2 separate regions of the Homo sapiens genome follow, and region 2 is linked to region 1. Evidence: read pairs that join two places in POLR2A ChIA-PET (ENCODE). Cell type or tissue: PC-9. All regions are shown on one strand.

Evidence for each region. ChIA-PET counts read pairs that join two places held together with the same protein. Peaks named below come from ENCODE experiments on the same cell type or tissue, not always from the same donor. Only the 100,000 strongest peaks of a DNase experiment are listed, where the experiment ranks them.
Region 2: POLR2A ChIA-PET joins it to region 1 with 16 read pairs; 1 of 35 experiments calls an interaction of 5 or more read pairs at or near these places.

Annotation. Positions count from the first base shown.
Region 1 is chrX:52,978,036-52,983,035 of GRCh38, reverse strand. It overlaps a transcript of FAM156A not described here. Among named protein-coding and RNA genes, the nearest start is that of FAM156A, 22 kb to the right of the region's middle. In PC-9, no CTCF peak of the experiment used is centred here; a DNase peak (open chromatin) is centred at 2,425; H3K27ac peaks cover 416 bases.
Region 2 is chrX:53,261,701-53,266,700 of GRCh38, reverse strand. All of the region lies in intron 2 of IQSEC2 (IQ motif and Sec7 domain ArfGEF 2), which reads left to right. Among named protein-coding and RNA genes, the nearest start is that of KDM5C, 39 kb to the right of the region's middle. In PC-9, no CTCF peak of the experiment used is centred here; DNase peaks (open chromatin) are centred at 290, 840, 2,900 and 3,500; H3K27ac peaks cover 3,255 bases.

The DNA of each region.
Region 1 (5,000 bases):
AATCTGCCTTATGTTAGTCATTTCCAGTGAACCTGTAAAGGGCCAAAGCCCTCAGCTCCTACACAACAAAGGACTAATAGCCTGGCTTTGCTTCCCTAACTTTTCTCCTGGTGTACACACCTTGGTAAGGCACTTTGACCATTCAATGCAGAGCTGTCACCAGCAAAGCATTGAACTTTTCCAGCCTGCTCGTGAAATAAATGATAGAGACAAAAGGGATAAGAAGTTATGCAAACCTACATAAATTTATTTTTAAATCTGGAATTTCATCCTGATCAGTTTCTGAACATGATGTGTATTATTGGTTGATTTATTAAAATTTTTTTCTCTGAAAATTCTTTTTTCCCTCTTGCATATGACCATTTCAGAGAAAAGATCTAGAGGACGGTAGATGATAAGTAAAGAAATGGGAAGGTCTTTTTTTTTTAAGAGATACTTGGTTTTATTTAAAGTATATATTGAATTACATTGAGTGTCTTTATAGTATCTATTGAGATTATTATTTTTTACTTTAACTGATTAATATATCGTTACTTACATTAATTGACTTTCTTTTTTAAAATTATTTATTTATTTATTTTTGAGATGGAGTCTCACTCTATCACCCAGTCTGGAGTGCAGTGGCTTGATCTTGGTTCACTATAACCTCCGCCTTCCAGGCTCAAGCGATTCTCCCACCTCAGCCTCTCGAGTAGCTGGGATTACAGGTGCTCATCACCATGCCCAGCTAATTTTTGTATTTTTAGTAGACATGGGGTTTCACCATGTTGGCCAGGCTGGTCTTGAACTCCTGACATCAAGTGATCCACCCACCTTGGCCTTCCAAAGTGCTGAGATTACAGGCATGAGCCACCACGCCCAGCCTTTTAAAAAATATAAGTTTTTAAAAATTTTATTTATTTTTTGAGATGGGTTCTGCTATGTTGGCCAGGTTGGTCTTGAACTCTTGGCCTCAAGCAGTCCTCCTTCCTAGGCCTTCCAAAGTGCTGGGATTACAGGCATGATCCACTGAGATGATATCTCATTGTAGTTTTGATTTGTAAGAAGTGGAAAGTTTTGATTTCAGATTAGTACACACTGGTTTTCTAACAATGAAGAAAACACAAAACCTGACATGTGGAAAGAGTCAAGCCAGAGAGAGGGGACATTAGTGATCTCTGGTTTTCAAATGGTTCATGAAAACCTTCCCCTTTTCCTGAAAAAAAAAAAAAGCTCCTCATTCAGCCTTCCTAAATTTCTGTGAGTATGTTGAAATCATACTGACTGCCGAGTGCACAATTACACCTGACAGAGCTGCAACTAGGGGACAGTAGGGGCAACCCAGCTCCTGAGCATCCCATGCAGAACATCTACAGATGTCATCCATGCTTGTGAAGAGGAGGAACTGGTGTCAATGGTTAACAGAACCTGGACTGACTGCCTTCTGTCAGTCCCTCAGAAACCAAGAACACAAATGAGTTGTTTGGATGGACGAGGAACCCTAGAGGGAAAAGTCCCACAGTGGGAAGCCACACTGGGGGCCTTGGCCAGCTCCTGCCTGACTAATGTATGTCCTGCTGGGGGTGCCCTAACAAGGGTAAAGTCTTGGTGTCCAGGGGTACCACGTGTGCCTTCTGGGATTGTACTTGCATGTGCGCCCTGACTATTCCATCACTGCCTCATCCCTGGAAGGCATTCATGTCAGCTTCAGTTTCCTGTCCAGATTGGTGCTGAGCCTGAAATGGAGACTTGGGCTGGACAAAAAAAGGTTCATACACAATCTTAGTTAGGAAGTCACCTGCCTTTCTAAGATAGACCTTCATGGTTACTGGGATTTGTATTAGTTGGCTGTGATGGTAAACTTGATGTGTCAACTTGGCTTGGCCACAGTACACAGGTATTTGTTGAAACACCAGACTAGGTGTCTCTGTGAAGGTGTTTTTTAAGATGAGACTAACATTAAAATCAGTAGACTTTGAGTAATGCAAATTATACTCCATGATGTGGCTGGGCCTCATTCAATCACTTGAAAGTCTTAAAGAAAAAAAAAAAGACTGGGATCCCCCCATGAAGAAAAAATTCTGCCTCGAGACTGCCCTTGGATTCGAGCTACATTACCTCTTCCCTGGGTCTCCAGCCTGACATTCTGCTCTGCACAATTTAGACTTGCCAGCCCCCACAGCCTCTCTCTCTCTCTCTCCCTCTACACACACACACACACACACACACACACACACACACACACACACACACACACACACACACACACACACAGAGGAACCCTAACCAAAAGGCTGCTTACATCTGGGACCCTTAAAGGGCATAGCTGAGATCAGTACTTTGGTCTCACTCTGTTGCATGGCTCCTAAGGCAGAGGCCTCTGGCATTCTCCTCCCACCCTCTGCAGACTGCCAGCCATGGGGCTCATCACTGTGACTCAGCGTTTGGTCATCCAACCATGTAGAGATCACTACAATTCCATAAGTGTTCCCTGCCCTCTTTCTGTCTGTGAGGTCCTCTATCCCATCCTGAGGACTCAGGGATCTACTGGGCATGTTTCCAACCTTCCAGGAGAGACCACAGAGCCTGGTGAGGGAAATACACCTGCAAAGAGAAGTTCAGTTTAGTAACAGCAATGGGCATAGCCGGTGTGTTCACCAACTAATGAGAGATCACACTACCAACATCTCCCGCTTGATTTTCCCCATCAACTAACAGCTTATCATGGAAATGATCCCTTTGGTAGGTAAGTTGGATTCCCCTCATTGTTTCCCCCAGGCATGCAGCACTACAAAGCAAATTGATACTGGTATGTTGTGTCAGAGTGGAATCCAAGAATGGAATGCCCTGCAGTGATGTGATTTCTAAAGCAGTCAATAAGTCTTTGTAAGTTTCCAGGTGAAGCAACATACAAGCCCCGGCCCCCGCCACCCAGTTTACAGGGAAGTGATATATATGGAAAAAAATCCAGTTTATTTAAGACTCTGGAAAAAGTTGTTTGCCTCCCTGTAACCTTCACTCCACAAATGCCAGTAGCCGCTTCCAATAATTTGAACACCCAAAGCTGCCCTTGGAAATTTCCAAAATGCCCCAAAATGGGCGATGATATTCTGACTACAAACCACAAGTTTAGGATTTAAAAGAAGAATCCTAGAACTTCTTAATAACATCAAAAGTTTAGGAATGTTGCAGTCGGTACAGAGGAAACAGCACAGTAACATGGAGAAGGACACAATGTTCCCCAGGAGGGGTTGCGGGAACCTTGTTCCTCTGTGTTGCTTTCTTGTGATAAGAAAGTGTTTCAGTGCCAGCTGGGGTGTGTGGTGAAGCTTCATTTCAAAGGTCAACCACTGCCATGGGACATTGATGCTCAGGATGGTTCTGTGGTAGTCATGGCTCTGGGATCCTGGGACTGGTGTCCTTCTTCTCAGTGAGGACAGCCCTCTCCAGGCTGTGACATAGGAGGAACAGGCCAGGCTAGGTCGTCAGGCTGCCAGGGACAGGTGTGTGCTGTGGGAGAAGGAGAAGGACAGCTGGAGGGAGGAGAGGGGAGACGAACTCCTTAGGTGAGGGGCAGGTGTCTGTTGGTGAAGGGAAGACATTGGTCCTAAGTCCTGACATTGCTCTAGGCTCCCGTTGAAGGAAATGACGGTGCAAGAAGGAAACCAAGGCTGGTGGGAGGGGGACAACAGCTTGCATCTCCTCCCATCCTATGTGTTCAGTGGTCCCTGAGAGGAGCCCATACCATTTTGGGATCTAAAAGGTCATTTCCTGGGACCCCTTCATTCACTGCCCATGAAGAGAAGGGATTTGAGATAAACTGAGGCCTTCAAGGAGAAAGGCCAGTAGGAGTTGTGAGGCCTTCTCAAAAGTCCCTCTGCCCTACCCTTACGGTGAGTCTCACACTGCGCTCATCTTGTCCTGTGTTACTTTGCTCTGAGGTTGCTCTTCTGAACCTCATGTCTGTCCTGGGAATATTTTTCTGGGTATATTGCAGACAGTCTTGCTACCAAAGGGATTTAATAAGGTTTCTGAAAGTTCCCTAGGCTGGCCAGCAAAGTTCCCTTGGACTACATGAGACTCACTGGGTGTGAGTTCTGGAATCTGCACTTTTAAAAGATCCTAGGTTCTAACTTTCATGGAAACGTGTCTGAGCAATACTAGAGCAGGAGAATAGTCTCCTTTCCCAGTGACACAGCTTCTTTCTCCTTTGTGAAGGTATGGAAGGGATAGGTTTGATGTGTTCTCTGATGTACAAACCCAAGACCTTCAGCTGAGGAGACCGACACTGACGTGCTGCCTGTTATGGTAATGACACACTCAGGGCACCATCTCCAAATGATACCCAGACCAGTCCTTTCAAGTCTCCATCTCTTAAAGATTTCTGAAGAAATCAAATATCTATTGCCTGTGCAGTCCCATGCTATAAAATTCTAAATATTTTGCAGTAGCTTTTGGATCTTACTCTTGATTGCACTAATATGCAGCACAGTAGAGTTTTCGCGATGCCCGTGGCTCTTGGTTCCAGCACTCACTGCTGGGTGACCCTGAGAAAGTTCCTTAACATCTCTGTGCTTCCTTTCTCCATTAGTACCATGGAAATACTACTAGTAATGTCATCTACTTCTTGGGGCAGTTTAGAGCACTGACTGTGTGAAGACATGTACAGTTGTCTGGACAGTCCCTGGCATATGGTCAGTTTCCAATAAATTCTAAGCTGTTATTGTTGCTGTTCCCGCATTTCCCTGGGGCATGTTCTGGAGAGACAGATGTCAAGTCTACTTTTGACCCCTTGGATGATGTTTAGATTATCTCTTCAGCTCTTCTGGGACTCAAGGTCTGAGTCTGTGGGGCAGGGGGAGGGCACATTTTATTAGCATAATGAATATTCAGCTTTCCTTACAGGGTATCGTGGAGCCTAAATGCAATGCTGGAGTTTCATCATCATGAGCTTGTATGGAAAATTTGAATGGAAATTTCTCTAGGAAATTAGAACTCTAGTGACCTCTTCATGTAACTTG
Region 2 (5,000 bases), 280 kb before region 1:
GCTTGGAGCTTGGAACCTGGATCCTCCCGTACCCGCACTCCCACTTCCCAGGCACCCTGGAGCCTGCCACTACTGGAGAGGTCTCCAAATGACATCCCAAGGACCTACCTCTGTCCTCTGTGAGCACAAACAGAGATGCAGGGTGCCTAGGGCTCAGAGGACCAGACGGGGGCAGGACCCAGCCTGCCTAGTTCCCTGTCGTTTGTTCCCTTGCTGTGGCCATTGCTGCCATCTCCTCCACTGCTTGAAGGCCTCACCCCATGCCCTCTGCCACTCCCATAGTGCTCTGTAAATATTATCAGGAGGAAAAGGCCTCTCAGAGTGCGTGTTGCTGTGTACAAAGGAATTTCCATCAATAAAAGCTGATCTCTTCTCTCTGTCTGATGTATATTCCACCCACCCCCACTTCCCTCTTCCAATCCCCACCAGGGCCTTGCCTTCTTTCCTATCCAGGGCTGGGAATAGGGGCCGGGAAAGAGAGTAGGGTTTGATTCGTGGTTTTGTCAACACCCAGGAGGCACTCAATAAATGCATGAATGACTCCCAACACGGGCAGGCTAACCTTGGATGTGTCGCATGACCTCTTTGACATCTATAAAAAGGAGAAGGGTTGGATTAGAGGGTCTCCAATGACTCTTCCAGCTGTGACATTTTGTGAATCTGAGATGCTACAGTTTTAAGAAGCTATGATTATGTGAATTTAATAGACAATGATTCAGTGACACATTCCACTGCAATTTTATGATTTCTATTTCTACAATGCAGTGATTTTGGGATTTTCCAGTCCTGTGGTTTTAAGATTGCATAATTCTACCATTTGAACAAATTCTGATGATGCAATTTTAATATTCTGCAATGTTTAGATTCCTTGATCGTTTACTTTTAAGGTTCTGATTCTACAACTTTAGGGATCTCTGAATCTGAGAGGAAGCCATTTCCCTCCAATGCAACGACCCTAAATATTCCCTGCACCTGGGCAGAGGCTGGTTCTAAGACTCCCTGGAGGCTCTCAGCTGGAGGGTGGAAGATGTCCTTTACGGGTTTGTAGGACTCACACCTTCCATGATGTGTCTGAAGTGGGCTCATACCCCCGACTTTTCCTGTCTGAGCCTTTGGTATTAGACAAATCTGAGTTTACCTTCTGGTTCTGCCACTTACATCTGTATAACCTTGAGCAAGTTTTTTCTTCTCCTTGAGCTTTGTTTTCCTCCTGAGTACAGTGAGAATATACCTACCTCTCTGGGTTGTCATGAAGATTAGCAAGAAAGAACACAACGAGCCCAGCATAGGAGCTTGTGCACTGTTGGGCAAGTGTGCTGTGATTGGTGGCTCTTGTTTTGATTAAGGCCCAGGTGAGAGTTTTCTCCTGTCTTTTCTTTCCTCCCTCCCTTCAGCATCTCTATCACATTGAACCTCTAGGTTTCCTAGAACCTCACCTCCTTCCCTCACTTATTGCCTCACTCGCTCAACTCATCTACTCATTCACCCATTCAAAGTCTCATTTATTTCTCCCCTCCCTCCCTGCCTGTCTCCCTTATTTACTCTTCCTCATTCTACTCAACAAAGCATTGTTTGAGCCCTTACTGGGTATAAGACCTGACGCTAAATACTGTGAGAGATCCAAAGTAAGACAGAGGCCAGGTGTGGTGGCTCACACCTGTAATCCTAGCCCTTTGGGAGGCTGAGACAGGCAGATGGCTTGAGGCCAGGAGTTTCAGATCAGCCTGGGCAACATAGTGAGATCTCATCTCTACAAAAAGATTTTTTTTTTTTTTTAAGCATGACAGTGGCTGTGTCCTCTGCGAGCTCTCCATCTCCCAGGGGAGATGAGAGATGAGAAATCCTTTGGGAAAGTAGGAAGGATGCAAAGGGTTAACATGATTGGACAGGAACGGCTTCAGTAATGAGCACATTTTGTTCCTGGCCCAGAGAGGAAGGAGATGTCAAGGTGGGTGGGGAGGTGTGGTGTCCAGGAGGGCTTGCTGGAGGAAGAGGTGCAAGAGTTGAGCCTTGAAGGCTGGTAAGGGTTTGAAAAGGTGGCAAGGGGTGAGAAGGCATTATAGGAGACAGGGACCGCATAGACAAAAACCTGGGGGAGCGCTCCAGGGTCATGCAGGGGAATGGTGGGTACATTACTCTGTTTATTCTGCTCTCCAGGGTGTGTGAATGTAGGTGACCTGGGGCTGGGGACGAGGAGACCATTCTACCCTTCCGCTGAATGGAGAGAGAAGCAAGTGTGGGGGTGGGGACGGGGGTTCAACTACATGGGGGGAGGGGGCAAGTCAGGGTCAGATGACCCTCCCGACCCGTGGGCAACTGAATTGGCTGAATCGGGCAGAGGGCTTGTGCTGTGGGAAGGGGGTGGGGTTTTGATCAGCCGTGAGAGAAATATGTGTGCACGCATGGCCTCCATGTGGCCGGCCATCCTCACACATGTCTTTGCACAAGGCTCTGCAGGTCTCACAGTTGTGAGACTGTGCACACTGCTGCAGAGCTGAGGAAATGTGATGATGTGAGACTGGGTGTGAGGAATTCTGAGTGTGAGGTTGATTGTGTGAAGTGGTGACTTTATGTACCTGGCAGCCTTGATGTCTGTGTCTGGTGGATGTAATCACAAGGCTGGGTGTGGGTGGCTTTTAAGCACGTGAGGCTGTGGCCTTTAGGGTGACAGTTGTCAGGCAGGATGGTCACACACACACAGACACACGTGATTTCTACCTGTGGTCTTCGAGGACCCAGGGTGGCTGCTGAGTAACTGCTGTGTGCTTAGTACTGGCATGAGTGCCATAGGTCCGCAAAGGTGAATCACACCGGGCCGCTGCCCTTGGGAAACAGGACGGGGGTGTGGGGTGGGAGACGGACACTTTAAGAGAGAACCACAAGTTAGCCAGGAAGAAAGACTGACTGTGATAATATGGGTATGCATAAGACACAGGGGAGGGAGTCACTGACCCTGTCATGTTCCGTGAGCGGCAGGAGTGAGTCAGCATTGACTTCCCAGAAGGACCAACCTGCCCAGGGTACTGCAAGATGAAGATGAGCTCACCCAGATCAAGCAAGTCGGGGGGTGAAGGGGAGACAGAAGACATTCTGGGCAGAAGAAACAAAGGAAGAGTATGAGCATGGGCTTGGTTATGTGGATCAGCTTGCTGTAGTCTAGGAATTGCAAGTAACCTGCTATTGCCTGTGACATTGAGGAACTTACAGGGCAGGGTGGGAGGTGAGGGGTGGGGAGACAGGCCAGATTCAGAGGGGCTTCTGAAGCTAAGAGTGGGATGCTGGCCAGAGGTGAGGGGGATTCTTGTCCTGTGCAACCCTGGGCAAGTCACTTTGACTCTCTGGGCCTCCATTTGGGTCTGTGGGATTGGATGGTTCATAAAGCCTAGTCCGTCCAGTCCATCCCAGCTCTGTGCATCTTCTGCCACCCTTGGCTAGCCACATCCATGAGTCATCGCTCTTGAGGTCAGGAGCTTCTTCCATCTAACCTCAGTCCTTCCTGCTTCCTCCCGGGTTGCTTCCTCGTTCACCCACTCCACAAATATTTACCCAGCATGCGATCCTTTGTGTGCCACTGTGGGAAGGCACGGGGAGATGAAGAATGCGAGGACTGTACCTTGAAGGGACTGCTTATAGTGCCTGGGACAGAGGGTGGGGTGGTGGTAAGAGCACGGGCTTTGTGTTCAGATACACTTTTGTTTGAATCTTGGCTCCACCAGTGCTGAGCTTCAAGGCTTTGGGCAGGTTACTTCATCTCTCTGTACCTCAGTTTCATCATCTGTGCTGTCCTCCTCAGAGAGAACAACCCAAACCTTGCAGTGTTGCTCAGCCTAGCAAAATGACAACTCAATAAATGACAACTATTATTTTTAGGGCTGCACAGCAGCAAAGCTGGGATTCAAGCTCAGGTCTTGCGCTCCCAAAGCCCGTGTATGCAGCTCAGCTCCTCTGAAGGCTGCTTTCTTCCCTGTCAGTTCCTGTGCCAAGCCAGGCTGGGCTAGGGCTTAGATCCCTGTGACACTGGGATTGGGCAGCAGAACTAGCTTGCAGAAGAAATATTGGAGGGAGAGGTGGCTGCAGTCCCCCTGCCTCCTCTCTCCCCTGCCACTGGGTCCAGTCTCCTGGCCCAGTCTGCTCCTTCCAGAACCCAAAGCCCCTGGTCCCATCCAGGTGCAATGACCTTCCTCGTCTTGTTTTCTTGTCTCTACTTCCAGTCCGTCCCGTTCCCCCCACTGCCACCTAAGTTGTCATGGGGATAGTCCTCACCATCCCTAGCTTCCTCTTGCCCTCATCTTATGATATCCATGGCAACAGCCCCCATTCGTTTCCATGACAACTGCATCCTGATCCCATCCCCTGCTGGCTGCCTGGTTCCGGGCAGTGCCAATAAAGGGAAGGAGGGAGAGAAGACCTCCCATTAGAAGCAGCATTTGAGGAGGATTAGTGCCCCTGCCATGGGCAGGCCAGCCCCAGATCCCTGTGGAACATCCTACACTGCTTCTCCCCATCTTAGTGCTTTGGCACACAAGGTTCCCTCACTCTTCATCTCTACCAACTCCTTCCAGGCAAGACCCAGTCCACAAGCTTCCTCCCCCAGGAAGCCTTCCGGGCAGCAGAGGAACTAGCACAAGCTTTGGGGTTTGAATCTCTGTCCTGCCACTTGCTAGCTCTGAGACCTTTGGCAGTCATTTCCCCTCTTGGAGTTTTTTTCTTCATCTGCAAAATAGGAATCCTAATTCTTCCCTCACGTTTGCCATGCAGATTAAATAATGTGTGGAAAATGCCTGACACAGGGAAGGTGCGCAGTAAGTGCGAGTTTATTTTTATTCTGCTCAACCACCCCCAAACAGAAGGGATCTCTCTCCTGCACTCCCCCAGCACTTCCTCTGTTCCCCAGCCCTGATAACTTTCTGCTTTGTACTGTGGTTATTTGTGTAGCATAGCTTATTTCCCCCTCTGCAGAGGATGCTCTCCAATTTCCCCCACAGAATAGCCCAGCAGAC